Linked DNA regions of Homo sapiens: region 1 is linked to region 2. A link is an interaction called in ENCODE POLR2A ChIA-PET data of the cell type or tissue named here. Cell type or tissue: B cell. All regions are shown on one strand. Each heading gives the region's core, and the rest is flanking DNA. Links, peaks and the distances in the headings are about the cores only.

Evidence for each region. ChIA-PET counts read pairs that join two places held together with the same protein. Peaks named below come from ENCODE experiments on the same cell type or tissue, not always from the same donor. Only the 100,000 strongest peaks of a DNase experiment are listed, where the experiment ranks them.
Region 1: POLR2A ChIA-PET joins it to region 2 with 9 read pairs; 4 of 35 experiments call an interaction of 5 or more read pairs at or near these places.

Annotation. Positions count from the first base shown.
Region 1 is chr12:68,634,789-68,645,007 of GRCh38, forward strand. All of the region lies in intron 1 of RAP1B (RAP1B, member of RAS oncogene family), which reads left to right. It also overlaps the pseudogene ATP5PDP4. Among named protein-coding and RNA genes, the nearest start is that of SNORA70G, 13 kb to the left of the region's middle. RefSeq lists enhancers at 1,664-1,783, 6,368-6,497. In B cell, for the core only: no CTCF peak of the experiment used is centred there; no DNase peak of the experiment used is centred there; H3K4me3 peaks cover 405 bases; H3K27ac peaks cover 2,219 bases.
Region 2 is chr12:68,460,195-68,467,945 of GRCh38, forward strand. No RefSeq gene overlaps it. Among named protein-coding and RNA genes, the nearest start is that of LINC02384, 13 kb to the left of the region's middle. In B cell, for the core only: no CTCF peak of the experiment used is centred there; no DNase peak of the experiment used is centred there; H3K4me3 peaks cover 718 bases.

The DNA of each region.
Region 1 (10,219 bases), core at 3,270-5,769, 180 kb after region 2:
AAAGCTGGAAAAGCTAACCTTACGTTGCATGTCAAATTATATGTTGTTGAATATTTCAGGGAGAAAGTTGGTGTGATTAATTGAAAAAACTTGATTTACTAGCAGTATTAATCCATGAAAAGGGCAAGGGAATTTTTTTCTTTCTTGAGGTATTATAAATATGATCAGAATAGAGAAAATGCTATACACAGTTTGATAATCTACAAATTTTGCACTTTCTAGATTTAGAAATCTTGTTCACAGGAGATCTTTCTTGGCAGAATGAGTAAGATTGGAAACATTTTCCATGTGTCCTCATTATGAGAGAGGCAGACAACTCAAAGTAAATATGATAAGCAGTCTTCATTTTAGCAGCTTTCTATTTATTTTATAGTTCCTTGTTAGAAGTTTTATTTTTAAAAGAGGGTAGGAGAGGCAGTGTTTGGGCCCCTTATTTTTTCCTTCAAAAAGAATTTTTAAAGTCTGTCATTGTGTTAAACAGATTCATAACAGGTCCTTCTGACAGTTGAATTAGTTGATTTTATTTGGGAATGAGAAAAGGACACAGTTACCCTCTTTAGCTGTTAAAGTATTACTTTTGGAGTTGGAGATGGAAAGGAGAAATCAAGTATCTTCTCTTCCAGAAAGTGCAGTGGGAGAAGTAATGTTACCTGACTTCAGGAACCAGTATTTAAGGCCTCTTTTTTTGAGACAGAGTCACTCTGTCACCCAGGCTGGAGTGCAGTGGTGCGATCTCGGCTCACTGCAACCTCCGCCTCCTGGGTACAAGCAATTCTCCTGCCTTAGCCTCCCTAATAGCTGGGATTACAGGCGCCCGCCACCTCACCCAGCCAATTTTTGTATTTTGGTAGAGACGGGGTTTCACCATATTGGCCAGGCTGGTCTCGAACTCCTGACCTCAAGCAATCCACCCGCCTCGGCCTCCCAAAGTGCTGGGATTACAGGCATGAGCCAGCGTGCCTGGCCTACTTAGGCCTGTTTTTATAATTTAGGGTCACAGAATTTCAAACTGGGGTTAGGGGGTGAGTGTAGTAGTTAAACAACTTGAGATTGGAGAACTGCTTTTGCAAAATTTCCATTTTGGTTATACCCATGAAATTTTTTTTTTGTTACGAAGTCTTGCTCTGTAGCCCAGGCTTGAGTGCAGTGGCAAAATCTCTACTTACTGCAAATTCCGCCTCCTGGATTCAAGCGATTCTCCTGCCTCAGCTTCCTGAGTATCTGGGACTACAAGCGCCCGCCACCACATTCGAGTATTTTTTTTTTTTGTATTTTTAGTAGAGATGGGGCTTCACCATATTGGCCAGGCTGGTCGCAAACTCCTGACCTCAAGTGATCTGCCCGCCTTGGCCTCCCAAAGTCCTGGTATTACAGGCATGAGCCATGACAGTCAGCTATTTTTTTTGGCATATTTTAAGGGACAGAAATTATGCTTTTTAAATGTTGCTTATTGCTTTTCAAGGATTTGATTCTTATAAGCTACTTCTTCATTTATTAATGAGATTTAAGAAAGAAATCAGGTTACAAAGTTATGAGCAATTGTCTCTGGAACCCAGAAGTTGGTTTTAACACTAGAGTTTCTGCTGCAGGGCATTTTTACTGGACTGTGATTCCTAGAAGGCAAGTATAAGCACTGTTTTTTTGTTGTTTGTTTGTTTTAGAAACAAGTTCTTGCGTCACCCATGATAGAGTGCAGTAATGCAGTCATAGCTCACTGTAACCTCCAATTCGTGGGCTTAAGTGATCCTCCTACCTCATTCTTTTGAGCAGCTGGGACTCTAGGCATGTACCACCACACCCAGCTACTTTATAAATTTTTTGTAGAAGTGTGGTTTTGCTGTGTTGTCCAGAATAGTCTTGAGCAGTCTTCCCACCTCAGCCTCCCAAAATGCTGGGATTGTACAGGTAGGTGTGAGCCACCATGCCTATCCCTGCTGTTTTTTTTTGAGACGGAGTCTCTGTTCAAGCAATTCTCCTGCCTCAGCCTCCGGAGTAGCTGGGATTACAGGTGTGCACCATCATGCCCAGCTAATTTTTGTATTTTTAGTAGCGATGGGGTTTCACCATGTTGGCCAGGCTCATCTCGAACTCCTGACCTCAGGTGATCCACCCACCTCAGCCTCCCAATGTGCTGAGATTCCAGGCATGAGCCACCACACCCGGCCTGTCCCTACTTTTTTTAATGCCAAGATTTGTGTATTTCATCTTCAGTTGGGATTCATGGCATCTGTCAATAATTGATGTGAACTTAAATGGCAATTTACCTATAAAAAGATAACTTACTACTCTTCTTTTAAAAGTCTATATACTTCTGTCATTTGCTGGAAATGAATTATTAGTCTTTATTCAGCAAACATTTATAGACCAAATAGTGGGTACCAAAATAAGTACTACCCTGCAGCTGCTTGATGATGGTAATAACTAACATGTAAATCTTTAATAAACAGTGTACATTCTTAATCTGTCCATCAACTCGGTACAGTCAGTATTGTTGTCCGTATTTCACAGATTAAGACACCAGCCTAGAGGCCGAGTGCAGTGGCTCACGCCTGTAATCCCAGCACTTTGGGAGGCCCAGGCGGGTGGATCACCTTAGGTCAGGAGTTTAGGATAAGCCTGGCCATCATGGTGAAACCCCACCTCTACTAAAAATATAAAATTAGCCAGGTGTGGTGGCACGCACCTGTAATCCCAGCTGCTCGGGAGGCTGAGAGAGGAGAATCAGTTGAACCAGGGAGGCTGAGGTTGCAGTGAGCTGAGATCACACACCACTGCACTCCAGCCTGGGTGACAAGAGTAAAACTCCATCTCAAAAAAAAAAAAAAAAAAAAAAAAAAAAACAAGATGCCAGCCTAGAAATAAATGACCACCCCCCTGGTAAATTACGTAGCTAGTTTTGGTCTCCTTATTTCCAGATTTCATGTTTTATCACCCTGAGCTCCAAAGATGATACAGTATTTACTTTTAAGTGTATAAGGAAAAACTGAGTTTGGGCCTCAAACCAGCCCCAGGATTTCTTTATTTACCAATTATGAACTAGCCTCACTCAGTTCAGGAAGTCTCTTAAAATGTCAGTTATTTGGTTTCATCTTCTTAAAATGTAGAATTGCTTTATGTTATTTAAATATGGGTCCTTTTTTTTAATGAGTTAATTTGTTTGCTTTTCAAGATAATTTTGGATTCAAAGTTTTTAAGGTAACCTGGGATGCAAATTTTGCTAACTGGATTAATACAAATTTAAGTTTTTAAAATTCCATTGTTCAACTGTGTTTTATCCTGGATAGGATTAAAGCAGTCTTTAAAGGTAATCTGTTGTTGGCTTTAATGTTTTATAGTACAGTCTGGTGACACTTGGCTCACTAGTCCACATTTTTTGTATATTTGGTATATAGATTTTTTCCTTGGTAGTCACTTGTTTTTAACTTCTTTTTATATTTTACTTCCCAGTCTTAATCTCTGTAACCAATTTGTATAATCCCTTATACAGTTAGTCTCTTTATTTGTGGTATTATTTGAAGAGAAGTGTGTTTCCTGAGAGAGGATGTCATGTCCGTGCCCTAATTTTTAGTTACATGGCTTTTATTTGCATAAATAGCATGCGAGAAGGTAAAGGAAAATGTGGTTGCATCTTGTCCTGGTTGAGTGCCCACTAGTCTTAATGGATTTTCCCAGTTGTGCATACTTTAGGAGTAAGGATGTTGTCTTACGTTTATTTTCACTCCTTTTTAAAATGTGTATTGTTTTTGAAAGATAATGACTCCAAAATATCTATAATATCAAACAACCATTATGAAGTTAGAGAAATAATATTTAGATTATATTAAATTTTATTACCAGTGCAATTTATTTTTTTATAGTAATTAAGGAATCTAACTTTTTTTTGTTTTTTGAGACAGAGTCTCACTCTGTATGCCTAAGCTGGAGTGCAGTGGCGCAATCTTGGCTCACTGCAGCCTCGGCCTTCCAGGTTCAAATGATTCTCCTGCCTCAGCCTCCTGAGCACCTGGGATTACAGGCATGCACCACCAAACCCGACTGATTTTTGTATTTTTTAGTATAGACGGGGTTTCACCATGTTGGCCAGCTAGTGTCGAATTCCTCACTTCAAGTGATCTGCCTGCCTCGGCCCCGCAAAGTGCTGGGATTACAGACATGAGTCACCACGCCCAACCTAAGATGCTTTTAAAATTCCATTTATGTTTAATTCTTCAAAGTCTGGTACATGTAACATTATTATAACAAAACATTTTATAATTGAAAGGGACTTTAGGGATCTAGTCGAGAAGTCAAAAACTGCTGGACCAGGGTTCAGAGCTCTTATCTCTCAAATTGATTTTGTTGGTTTATACAATATTCATAATTTTTAGAATTCAAATGACTTTACCCGTAAAGCATTCACTCCCTACTTGACCACAGTCTATGTTATTACCTAATAAGACCTTAACTGCTTCAAGCGTTTACATGGTTACCTGGCTGATGTAAGTCATCTGAGTGTTCAGTATTTCCCCTTTCCCTCATTCCATCTTTTTGTAGACAAGGAATCTGGAAACCAAGAATTAAGTGATTTATCTCAAAATATACGACTTTTTAAATAGAGCTTCTTAAATTCAAAGTTAATGTTACTTTCTACAGCTTGTTGTCTCCTTAGAAAATAGTACAAGGTAATACGTAATCAAGTCCTAAAGTATTTGGTATAACTTGTCATGAAGGAGAATGATCACTGTGGGCTGAGTTAGTGCAAGAATGCTTCAGAGACATTTCCTTGACACTAACCTCCTAAGAACTGCATCTTGAGATATGCTGCCCTGATCTGTGTTGTTTTTGCTACACAGCTGAGGAAAAGAGGTACATATCCTCCTCTAAAGAGCTGGCACAGGAACTCACCAAAGGGCATTTTGTACATATTGAAAAACAGCACCTCATAAGACCAACTACATTTAGACTTCTCCAGAAATCCCATTTATGCCCCTTTTTGCAGAGGAAGGGGCTGGATTGACTCCCAAATCCAAATTTAACTTCAGCCACAAACTAATTAGCATGTCACCCCACCAAAGATTTTTTTTTTTTTTTGGGAGACTGAGTCCTGCTCTGTGCTAGGCTGGAGTGCAGTGGCACAATCTCAGCTCACTGTAGCCTCTGCCTCCTGGGTTCAAGCGATTCTCCTGCCTCAGCCTCCTGAGTAGCTGGGATTACAGGCATGCACCACCACAACCGGCTAATTTTTGTATTTTTAGTAGAGATGGGGTTTCACCATGTTGGTCAGGATGGTCTCCATCTCCTGACCTCGTGATCCACCCACCTCAGCCTCCCAGAGTGCTGGGATTACAGGCATGAGCCACCATGCCCGGCCCAAAGATGATTTTTTAAATGCTCAACAGGACAAAGCCTAATGGTAGTCTTTTGTTAAAAACAAAATTTAATATCAATCCATTGACAGGACTCTTTGTGTACTGAGCTATATAGTAATTTCACCTTAATAGAAGTTCTTCATAACCACCCCATATAAAACCATCCATTCTTATCTCTTTTTTTTTTCTCCATACTGCTTATCACAGCTGACACTTTATACTGACTTTGTTTCCCCCTCTATACCCTTTACTCCAGATTATAAATTCTGAGGACAGGGTCTTTCTTTCACTGCTTTATATTCCCACTGCCTAGAATAGTGCCTAACATATATTAGGTACTCATTATATATTTATTGATGTCAAATATTGATTGCTGTATTATAGTAGTGTTAATGGAAGGTGTCATTTCTTAGATTTTCTTTTCTGACCAGCACAGTTCTTGGGTTGATGGAGTATGTCCTCAATAAATCTCAGCATCAAATAAACAAGAATTTTCTTTTTAATACATAAATTTGTCATTTTGTTACGCTTTTTAGTTTCCTCAGTGATTTTTTAGAATAATTCTTGTTCATAATTTGGATCAGTAATATCTACAGTTGAATCTTAGGAAGAATGTTATAGGCAATCCAGAATGTTGGATAATTAAATCAGTTATTTGCATTTTGATGTGTAATATAGTGAACACATTTAGACAAAAAAAAAGCTACCCCATAAGACCAGTTTTTATTTTCTTTGATTCATGTCTTCAGGATTTTCTGTTAACTCAGAATTATTATAGCATTCATTATTGTTTTGTGAAAATACTAGTTAATAATCTCCGGTTAATGAAATAATTATCTTAGATAAATTTACTGAACTTAATGTAGAATATGTTTTTTGTTTCGTTTTGTTTTTGAGACAGGGTCTCACTTGTCACCCAGGCTGGAGTGCAGTGGCACAAACATGGGTCACTGCAGCCTCGACTCCTGGGCTCGAGTGATGCTCCCACCTCAGCCTCTCAAGTAGCTGGGACTACAGGTGTGTGCCACTACACTTGGCTAATTTTCATATTTTTTGTAGAGACGGGGTTTCACCATGTTGCCCGGGCTGGTCTTGAACTCCTCCTGAGTTAAAGCAGTCTGCTTGTCTCTGTCTGCCAGAGTGCTGGCATTATAGGCATGAGCCACCACCCCCTTCTTCCACTTTCATTTCAAACAGTTATGAAGCAGCCACTGAAACCGGACTCTCGACAATGCCAAAGGAGGTTTTGTTTTCTTGTCTTTCCATGTCTTTGCTGTGGTTTGCTCTGAAACTAGAATTAAACAGCTTTTTAAATTGATAAAAAAGAACCAATGCAAATAAAACTACGGTCTGTAGAGTAAATGGAAAAAGTTGTAGAAGTAATAATAAACTACTTTTAAACAAATGAGTAAGGTAGTAGATATTTTGCAAGAAGTAAATAGCCAAGTGTAAAAGCTGTCAGTTACTTTCATCAATCAGGTTAGTTGCAGTCACGCAAATTTTAGGTGATTATATAAGGAACTCAAATTAGGAATCTTTAAATGTAAATGACCTAATACTAAAAACTACCCAAAAAATATATTCAAAGATAAATAGAAGAAATACTTATGCATTTGAAAAAATCGATGCATTCCACAGTTCCTCTGAATCAAAGGTAAAAAAAAAAAACAGTGTAGAAAATACTTTGAACAGTAGTGGAATTTTTAGTATTTTGATAGCTTTCTTTAGAAATTTAATTGATTTTCTTCATCTGTAATCTTAGATTGTGTTGGAGAGGCAGTGTGAATCATGCATAAAGTTTATAATTGTGTATGTGCCTACATGATGTAGAAATTGCACCTTTTGGCTGATGAAGTATCGTATAGTTGCACTGTTGATAACATTAAGTTCATTTCGCATATATGCTACAGTCTTTTCTGTTTAACGCGTTGAGTAAAATGAAGATCCAGGAGTCCCTCATTAGTTGGTATAATTGGTTAATTCATAGACTAAAGATGAATACAAATGTACTACATTTGCAGATTAACTCATACATAGGCATATTATTGTTAACTAGCAATTCTTAACTGTACAGATAGTTTCAAACTGCATCCAGTTTTTACAAATAAATGCTCTTGTTTATAAGGAATACCATAAAGAGAGCACATGTAAATGAAGAAAATCTTGTCACTTATACTGGAAATTCAAGCGAGAATGATATTAAAAAAAAAGTTGTTAAAGGCAACACAAGAAGTTAAATGAAACTGAGTTAGCAATGAGAGATATTGGCTAATTTACTGTGCCTAAAATTATGGTGCTATTGGTCTACTGTATAATTATTATTTTTAATGTCCAGAATGTGTAATACAAGGGCCAGAACTTCCTCCTGGACTCAATTTTATAAATTCTCGATTAGTTGGTGAGGCCAATAAGGATACTTTTTCTCGTCTAATTTGGTTTCTGGGAAAGCTTCGTTCAAGTCCTCAGTGGTCATCTGATCAAATGGAATTAAGTTCTTCATCTTCTCCATCTGTTTCTCATATTCTACAATCCTGGCCTTTGAGAGAGACACCCACTCAGCACAAGATTTCACATCTTTTTCTTCGGCATCCACCTGCGCAGTATATTTATCCTCTGGCACGGGAACCTTCAGGGCATTAAACTTCTTAAAGTCATCCACCAAACCGGCCTTGGCCACGTTGGCCTTGTAGTAAGCCCAGTCGATAACCGGTGGATTCTCAGGTAAAGCAGCCAACCTGGAGGTGAGGGTCTCATTCCAGGATTTCAGGAAACTAGCAATGGCCTTTTGGTTCTGGGGTATGATCTCTGCAAAAGCTACTCAGTCAGTGGTTTTTAGAGCAAGTTTTCGCCCAGCCATGTTGGGATTCTTCACCGACCCTGGCTGCCCACGGTCCACTGCAGCCGCCTTTAACTTCTTGAAGGTTGTTCATCTTAAAATTTCTTTCAGAGTTTTTCTGTTGATTATAGTTTTTGTTTTTCTTCCAAAATCTCTTCACTTTAAATGGTAGTACATGGCAGTAATACCTTCTAATAGTCAGAACTCTTAATAATTTATAATATCAGGTATTCTAGTATTACTTCCTATCCTCTTTTTGACTTAATCCTTATTTTCTACTGATGTACAAGTAGTTAAAAATGAGCAAGCTTCTCAGAATGTAATCATTTACTTGTGGCACACCAGTTAAAGTACTAACTTAAGTCCTTTGCTACCATATTTATCTTTTCATTCTAGATAAATTTTTTGCTTGCTAATTGTAAATATTGCATTGATATAAGATAGGTATTTAAAATGTCAGTATTTACATTGAGTATTTCTTTTTCTATAAAGCACTTAAAATATATTTAATGTTGTAATTTTCAGTAGTTAAGCATCTCTTAGTCCTTTTTGAGAAGTGTTTTCTGAGAAGTAATTAAGACTTAAAGAATAGAATTAAACTTTAATTGATTCTTTTATGCTTACCTGTTTGTTTCTTTAAAAAGGTACCCTCACCATTAGTTTATTAATCCAGTACTTTTCCAACATCAATATTTTATAGTTACTCTATGAGTTGAGTGGCTAAACTTGGTATTTTTGAGTTTTCTAAAGTCTACTTCTTAAAAATGCCAGTAATTATCAGCATTCTTATAATAATATTGGGGTAGTTATAGAACAACTTCACAATTCCTCTGTTAACTTCAGTTTTTGTTTCATTTGTTTTATAATTTTTTCTATTTATTAACAATAGAACTGTCAGGAAAAAAAATAAGCAAAAGGAAAAGAAAATTCCCTATCCCCCCACCTTGTCATGTATTTTTTTTCTTTTTTTTATTCCAGGGAATTGAAATTCATTTTCTATTATAATCTCAAGATTTTTTCCGTACTCTTGAGGTAATGTAATAATGAGATTCCTCCTAGGCTGTCAAAATTACAGTCTGCATAACTTGAGGTACAATAGATTTCATTAAGACTTCTGTGATTAATATTAGCGGTCAGAGACAATGCCAATATTACAGGATTTTTGTTTAGTAATGTGTTTTTTAAATACTTAAAAGAGGGCTATTTCCCAGTCATTATCTCTGAACATTTTTAAATGATTCAAAATACTGATGTATGCACAGGTTTTTGCTTTTTTATATTGACATGGAGGGTTCTTACATGTTTTTGAGCTAGTAGATTAAAGAGTGGAACAGTGGGCCGGGCACGGTGGCTCACGCCTGTAATCCCAGCACTTTGGGAGGCCAAGGCGGGCGGATCAGGAGATTGAGACCAATCTGGCTAACGCGGTGAAACCCCGTCTCTACTAAAAAAATACAAAAAATTAGCTGGGCGTGATGGTGGGCACCTGTAGTCCCAGCTACTCAGGAGGCTGAGGCAGGAGAATGGCATGAACCTGGGAGGCGGAGGTTGCAGTGAGTCGAGATGGCGCCACTGCACTCCAGCCTGGGTGACAGAGCAAGACTCCATCTCAAAAAAAAAAGTCGAGCAGTGATTCTCAACTGAAGGAATAGCAGTCCTCTTTAGTGTACTGAGTGGCAGCTCAAACCATTGTTACTCTTATTTTAAAAGTTACTTTTTTTTTTTTTTTTTTTTGAGATGGAGTCTTGCTGTGTCGCCCAGGCTGGAGTGCAGTGGTGCGATCTGGGCTCACTGCAACCTCCACCTCCTGGGTTCAAGCAGTTCTCCTGCCTCAGCCTTCCGAGTAAGTAGGATTACAGGCATGTGCCACCACACCCGGCTAATTTTGTATTTTTAGTAGAGGCTTTGCCATGTTGGCCAGGCTGGTCTTGAACTTCTGACCAGCCTGGTCCAGCTGGTCCAGTGATCCAACCGCCTCGGCCTCCCAAAGTGCTGGGATTACAGGCGTGAGCCACCACGCCTGGCCTGAAATTTA
Region 2 (7,751 bases), core at 1,669-4,168:
GGCCCATGCTTATAATCCCAGCACTTTAGGAGGCCAAGGAGGGAGGACTGCTTAAGACCAGGAGTTCAAGACCAGCTTGAGCAACATAGCAAGGCCCCATCTCTATCAAAAAACAAAAACAAATACATTTTTTTAAGTATACTCAATGAATTCTTGTTGTTTTAATGCAGGGCTTCTCAACCTCAGCACTGCTGACACTTGGACCAGATAATTCTTTGTTGTGGGGCCCGCCCTGTGCATTGTAGGATGTTTTCTGACAGCTTTGGCCTCTACCAGCTAGACACCAGTAGCACCTTTCCATTTGTAACAACCAAAAATGTTTACAGACATTATCAAATGTCCTATGGGGGTGGGGGACTAAATTGCCTCCAGTTGAGAATCACTGTTCTTTTGCTTTTTAGGCTTTTGTTGTTGTTGTTGCTGTTGTTTGTTTGTTTTTGAGGCAAGATCTCATTCTTGTCACCCAGGCTGGAATGCAGTGGCTCCATCATGGCTCACTGCAGCCTCAACCTTCTGGGCTCAAGCAATCCTTCCTTCTTGGGCCTCTCCCACCTCCAGTAGCTGGGTAGCTGGGACTACAGATACACACCACCACACCTGGTTAATTTTTATTTTTATTTTTATTTTTTTTGGTAGAGACGTGCTCTCAACTATGTTGCCCAGGCTGGTCTCAAACTCCTGGAATCGAGCGATCCTCCTGCCTTGGCCTCCCAAAGTACTGGGATTACAAGTATGAGCCACCATGCCTGGCCTCCACTGTTTTAATCTATTGTTTTCTTCCAAATAAGAAGACAATATTAAGTCATTATTTTTATTTTCCACTTTATTCTTTATCAGTAATATTTGCAATACTTAACTGAACATATATATACTATGTGCCAAGTAAGCACTTCACATTTAGTAATTATCTCATTTAATCCTCACTACCAGGCTATGAGGTAGGTCATATTATCACCATTTTCAGAAGAGGGAAGTGGAGGATTGAGAGGCTAAGTAATTAGTAAGGATACAGCTGGGGAACAACCCCAGATCCAACTGACATTAGCGCTCATTCTCTTGATCACTACATCTATCCAGCTCAAAATCTCTAGTCAGAATTCCAAAGTTCTGGTCCCAACGACACAACTTGCATCTTGGGAAAATCATAAAACCTTCTTGAACCATAATTTTCTCATACCTAAAGTGATATCAATTATAATTTATATTTCAAAGCATTGGGAGTATTTGATGAAAGAGCACCTAAGTGTGATCAGCTCATACTTAGTTATAAGGTATTGTTATTGTATAAATAAAAGTACATTAATTTTCTGATATATTTTTACTTCAGGAATTTAGCCATAAAAGAGAATACTGAATAATTTAAACAATGCTCATAAAGCGCCAAAAATAATTGTCTTATCTCCCTGCTGTGCAGGAATGACAAATTTTAAAGAACTACATTATTAAATCTACAGAACATTTTATAATAATACTTAACTCCCACTCATGTTTCTTTTAATTCCTCTTCTTATAAAACAGACCCAGTGCACTTTTGTAAATTTCTAGAACATAGATTTCTGACCACTCAATATTATGTCCATTTCCTTATGTGACTTTACAAAAACATAATTTTAAGTGGTACTGTCTCCCTTGTCTACCCTAATTAAGCATATTGGCAGCAGAAAGCATTCACTTTGCCTTCTCGGACATGGAGTACAGGAATGTGTGCATTTTCCCCTCTGGAATGAGTTTTGCTCTCATAACAGATGAAATACTTGTAAGATAAATTTTTAAATAAAAATAAATTATCGTCAGATTTTCTAAAGTGTGGCACGGATGTCCCAATAGCCCAAAGACAAACTCAGGGAGCCAACTTTGGCATTCCAACAGTCCTACTGACCTCCACCCGATATAAAGCTCTGTCCATAATTACAATACAGAATTACGGCTGTAAATTCCCAAGATTCCTTTGGCAATGAAGGAGCCTCTAGTTCTCTGAATATGTCAGGTGTCTCCATCCCATGTCCATTTCTGTAATAGAACATCAAAGTATTAGCTCCATGGGGACCATGAATTGTCTGTTTTGTTCATTGCTACCAGGATCTGGAACAAGTATCTAAGATTCAAACCAATTTGAGAGCACACATTAGGCGCCAGACACTTGTTCTACTCAAACCGTTGTTCAGTTTTGCAGCAGTAGGATTACGTGGGGTGCCCATGTAAGAAGGGTCCCCTTACTCACAGTATTTACCATGTCCTGGGTAACAGGCAGATTCCCAGATGAATATCTTGGTCATCATAAAGTCAATCCGACATAGCTTGCCTACAGAACATCAGCTGCTTCATCTTGGGTGTTCTGCCTGGCCTTTGTAGAGAGAGTTGAACAGTCCCCCATCTTTGGGTAATTACACCTTACAGTGGCTTTTATCCAGACCACCAGGATGCCGGTTTTCTCAAGAATAACCTCCTGTGTGTCTGGATGATGTCTCGCCATCTGCAATTGTTCCACAGTCAGCTGCAGGTCCTGTATTAACCAAACTTGCTCTTGCACTCTGCAGCATTTAAAACCAAAAAACTGCCCTTAAATTTGTCACTCTCACAATCCATTTTAGTAAAGGTTTTTTGGGAAGCTGATGACAACTGATCCACAAAATGAGACAACTCCTTCACGCCATACCATTGGCTTAAGTCGTTTTTTGGTTTTGTCTTTCCCCCATGTGGTCTACCTTCTTGGTGACCAGAGGATTTAGAGTTACTTTCTCAGCTTAAGTTTCCCCTTTAGGGGTGGTTTTGAGGCTAGTAACTGAAGCTCAGACCAACCAAAATCTGAGCCTACTCCACCATCAAAGTCCGACCCAGCACTCACACTTTTACTTTCGTTTTAGCTATTACAAATAACAATAACCAAGAGATTGTAGATTTAGGATGCTTGTTATTATTTTGCATTGTCTTACAAATCCAATTGCCAACTCCTTGGAATTAAAGTCTACCACCATTTCAAAATTCCACCAGTAACTTTTACCTTTAGTATTTTTTTTTTTTTTTTTTGTGACGGAGTTTCACTCTTGTTGCCCAGGCTGGAGTGCAGTGGCTCAATCTTGGCTCACCGCAACCTCCATCTCCTGGGTTCAAGAGATTCTCCTGCCTCAGCCTCCCGAGTAACTGGGATTACAGGCGCATACCACCATGTCCAGCTAATTTTTGTATTTTTAGTAGAGACAGGGTTTTACCATGTTGACCAGGCTGGTCTCGAACTTTCGACCTCAGGTGATGTGCCCGCCTCGGCCTCCCAAAGTGCTGGGATTACAGGCATGAGCCACCATGCCCGGCCTAACTTTTACCTTTAGTAACTGATCACAACGAGACTGCAGTTTCATACTATGGGTGACTAGGTAGCCATCTAGGGATCAAAGTTTTCCTCATTCCCGCCCTTTCATCCTTTCTCTTCCCAAACTAAATATTAGTAAGGGCTGTTCTAGCAAATCCCATGTTTTCTGACACCAAATGAGTGGGGTTTCTTTCCACCAGAAACCAAATATGTGGTGTCTTTTCCAACAATTCAATTCAATTCAATTCTGACACTGACTCCCAGAGTTAGCGCCAGATACCACAGGTTAAGGGCTCAGTCCCATAAGACTGTCCTCCCTTCAGATGCCAGCTCTCAGTGAATGCCCAGGCTACCCACATTTCTGCTAGACTGACTATAAATTCAGGGGTTCCCCTGACCCCCCCACTTAGATTCAATAATTTGCTAAAATGACTCTCAGTACCCAGAAAAATGCTTTACTTATTGTTACCAGTTTATTGTAAAAGGTACCACTCAGGAATAGCCAGATGGAAGAGATGCTTAGGGCAAGGTATGGGGGAAGGGAAGGACACAGAGATTCCATGCCCTTTCAGGGTACGCTATCCTCCCAGCACCTCAACATGCTTACCAAACCCCATCATTAGAGGTTTCTATGGATATCTTATTACATAGGTGTGATTGCAGCCATAGGTGATTAACTCAATCTCCAGCCTCTCTCCTCTCCCTGGAGGTTGGGAGGTAAGGCTAAAAAAGTTCCGGGCTTCTAAACAAGGCTTGGTCTTTCTGGGGACCAGCTCCCATCCTGAAACTATGGGCCTCCCAAAGTCACCTCATTAGAACAAAAGATGCTCTTATCACCCTCCTCACTCAGGAAATTCCAGAAGTTTTAGGAGCTCACCAAATATCTTTCTTATTGTACTACAATGACTTCACAAATTATTAACGATCCCAGCTCACTGCAACCTCTGCCTCCCAGGTTCAAGCAATTCTACTGCCTCAGCCCCCCGAGTAGCTGGGACTATAGGCATGCGCCACCATGCCTGGCTAATTTTTGTATTTTTAGTAGAGACAGAGTTTCACCATGTTGGCCAAGCTGGTCTTGAACTCCTGACCTCAAGTGATCCACCTGCCTCAGTCTCCCAAAGTGCTGGGATAACAGGTTTGAGCCACCACTCCCAGACTTGTAGTAACAATATTTAAAATCTAACTAAGAAAATTCATGTGGCTACCACTAAAACAAATAGAGGAACGCATTTCAGGCAGAAATTGATTTTCCCCCTTTTCCTGATTATTTGAGTAATACTGTCTTTTGACTTAAACCCCAATCTCTTGGTTTGTCAGTGTAGACCTGAGACTTGCTATACAACAAAGGAGACATAAAATGCACATGTCCATATTTTTATACATTTAAAGTTCTGGAAGTTGACTAAAACCTAGAGCATATACACTTAAAATTCTGTAAATTGACTAAAACCTAGAGCAGTGTAGTGCAATGATCAAGAGCATGTCATGCTGGCATCAGACTACCAGAGGGCCTATCCTGGCTTAACTTTGTGCTTCAGTTTTCTCATCCGGCAAATGGGGATGATGACAGTAACAGTACTTCATCCTTGGGTTTTTAGTAATACATAAACAGCACTGAAAACAGTAGTAGACCCATAGTGTGTAGTTATTTACTAATTATCTATAATTAAGTTATTTGCCATGTCACCTAATGATTTGCTATGTTTCCCCTGGTTGCTGCAGCAAAAACTTCTGATTTATAAGCATTAAAGGATCAGTTCCCTTAACGCTGAACTGTGGGGAATTGGTGGGCTCTGCCTTCCAGCAGCACTCTGCAGATGAATTACTCTGCAACTCTCATAACTCTAGGGACATGCTCACCACATATTTTTAAGATGATTTTTATCTTTAATTTTTGCTTACAAATAATTCATCTGTTATGAGAAAAATAACAAGCTCCAAAGGGAAAAATGCAGACACAAGTCTGTTCCCATTCTGCCTTGAGTCAAAGAATAAGAATTATCTACCAGCAATAAATGTAATGAGAAACAATCTGCAAGTTGTAATTTTAAGTTAGACTATAAATTGAGTTCTAGCTCTGTCCACTGTGTTCTTGTAAAATCCAAGTTAAGGCCAGGCGCTGTGGCTTATGCCTGTAATCCCAGTACTTTGGGAGGCCGAGGCAGGCGGATCACTTGAGGTCAGGAGTTTGACACCAGCCTGGCCAACATAGTGAAACCCTGTCTCTACTAAAAATACAAAAATTAGCTGAGCATGGTGGTACTCGCCTCCTAGCTACTTGGAGAGCTGAGCTGGGAGAATTGCTTAAACCCAGGAGGCGGAGGCTGCAGTGAGCCAAGATCGTGCCACTGCACTCCAACCTGAGCGACAGAGTGAGACTCCATCTCAATAAATAAATAAATAATAAGAAAATTTCAAGTTAAATATAGTCTCATTACCCTGTCATATTATTTGGGACTCTTTGTGATGCAAATGACTGAAATCCAACTAAAACTAGCTTAAGCAAAAAGAAAAGGGGGAGGGAAGAAGGGTAAGTTACTGGCTCTTGCACATTGGAAGCCAAAGGGCATTCTGGCTTTGGCTGGGGTATTGTCATCTGTTCTCTGTCTTCAAGCTCTGCTTCCCTCTGTTGAGCTGGCTTTATTCTCCAAGAATGAGGATTTGTCTCTTATCAAAAGGAAGGATAACAAAGAAAAGGCATGTTGAGAAGCTCAAGGCAATGCTACTACAGTAGATAAAACCCTGAATTATACATGACTGCTAATGTATAAATGAGTTATAGACCCATTTCCTATCCTTAATAAAACCAAATTCTACCCATTATTCAGAGCCCAGGAAAATTGCTACCTCTGCCACGAAGCCTTCTCTAATAACCTCAGCCTCTTTGTGATTGCTACTTCATCAAAAGACTGATGTGTTTATTTTCTACGTGGTTTATTTTCCAAAATAGCACACATTTCTTTGTATTATTACCTTTAAATGTATAAAAATATGGACAAGTACATTTTATATCTCTAAATAAATTCTTTTTTACAACTACCTTTATTTTTTTGTATTACTAAAGTTACACATACTTCAGGCTATCCATGGCAGATTGAACACTCATATTTATTGTAGCGTTTTCCCAATCTCCCCTACCCTCTGCCCGAATTGCGGTAAAAGACCTTGTTAAAGGTATAGGTACACACAAGGACAAAGAAGAAGCAAAAACAAGAAAATATCAGAAGCTGAAGTGTTGGTGATAACTGATTTAGCAAAGCCAAGGAAGCTGAAACAGCTTTGGGAGGAGCTTAGAAGATGGCTGACCTGTGCTATAGAACTCCAGAAAGACTCGGGAATGAGAGGTCCCAGATATCTCTAGAAAGCAGAGGGTTATTTGAGTGTCCATGTAAGAGCAGTTTGTCCACCAGCCAGAACTCTTTGCTACCCAATGGAGCAAAGTAACTGCCCTTCCTCAGCCCAGCAGAAAACAAAGTTTCCTCCTTGAGGAGATGAAACAGGGAGATCCAGGCATCAAGATCACCAGGCCTAGTTGGGGTCAAGGGCATACTACCAAGATCAAGGACACCAGGCTCAGCTGGGTTTGGGGAGTGGTCATTACATAGTAATCCATGCAACTCCAAATCTAACAACAGCAAAATGACATTACAACTTACATTTATTGAACATTCATTGTGTACTAGCCACTGTGCTGAGAATTTTCAGTACAGTACCTCACAACTAATTCTCAAATAAATCTGATGAGGTAAGTACTATTTTCTTGCCACTTTAAAAGGTAAGTAAATCAAGTCTTTCACGGTTAAGAAATTGGCCAAAGAACCCACAACTAATCAGTGGCAAAGCCCAGCTTCGGACCCTGAATACTATATCAGTGATACTATATCACTCCCATTTATCAATTAATTTGTTCATTTATTCGTTCAACAAACATTTTCTATGTGGCAGATACTGCTTCATTAAGGTTTATAAAGATGAATATAATATATGAGTTTCTATCCCCAAGAAGCTCTCAGTATGAAGAGGCAACAAATTAATAAACAAATGTCACTGGTACATTGAATAAGTAGGTCTCCAAACTAGGGTTGGGGTTTGGCAGGTAGAAACTCTAGTCTTTCTCTCTGCTAGTTGTCTAATCCCATTCTGTGAACTTCCCTACACGGAAAGTGGAAGAAATCTTGGGCAGCTTCCATAAACTCTTTTGAATACTCTTAGTGCAAAGTCCTTGTATCTGTTAGTCACAAGAACAGTAAGATTTCAGTTCAGTTTAATAATTTAATTGTCACTCAAAGTTAAAGTTTCTCAGCTCCCTGACTTGGGCTGCCTCAGGCTGGAGAGAAGGCAATGGGAAACAAGGGCCGTGGTCAGTTTCTCCTCTATATCCTTCCCCTGTGCGTCTCTTCTCCTCTGTTCCCCACAACCCACCACACTGTGGCTCTTCCAG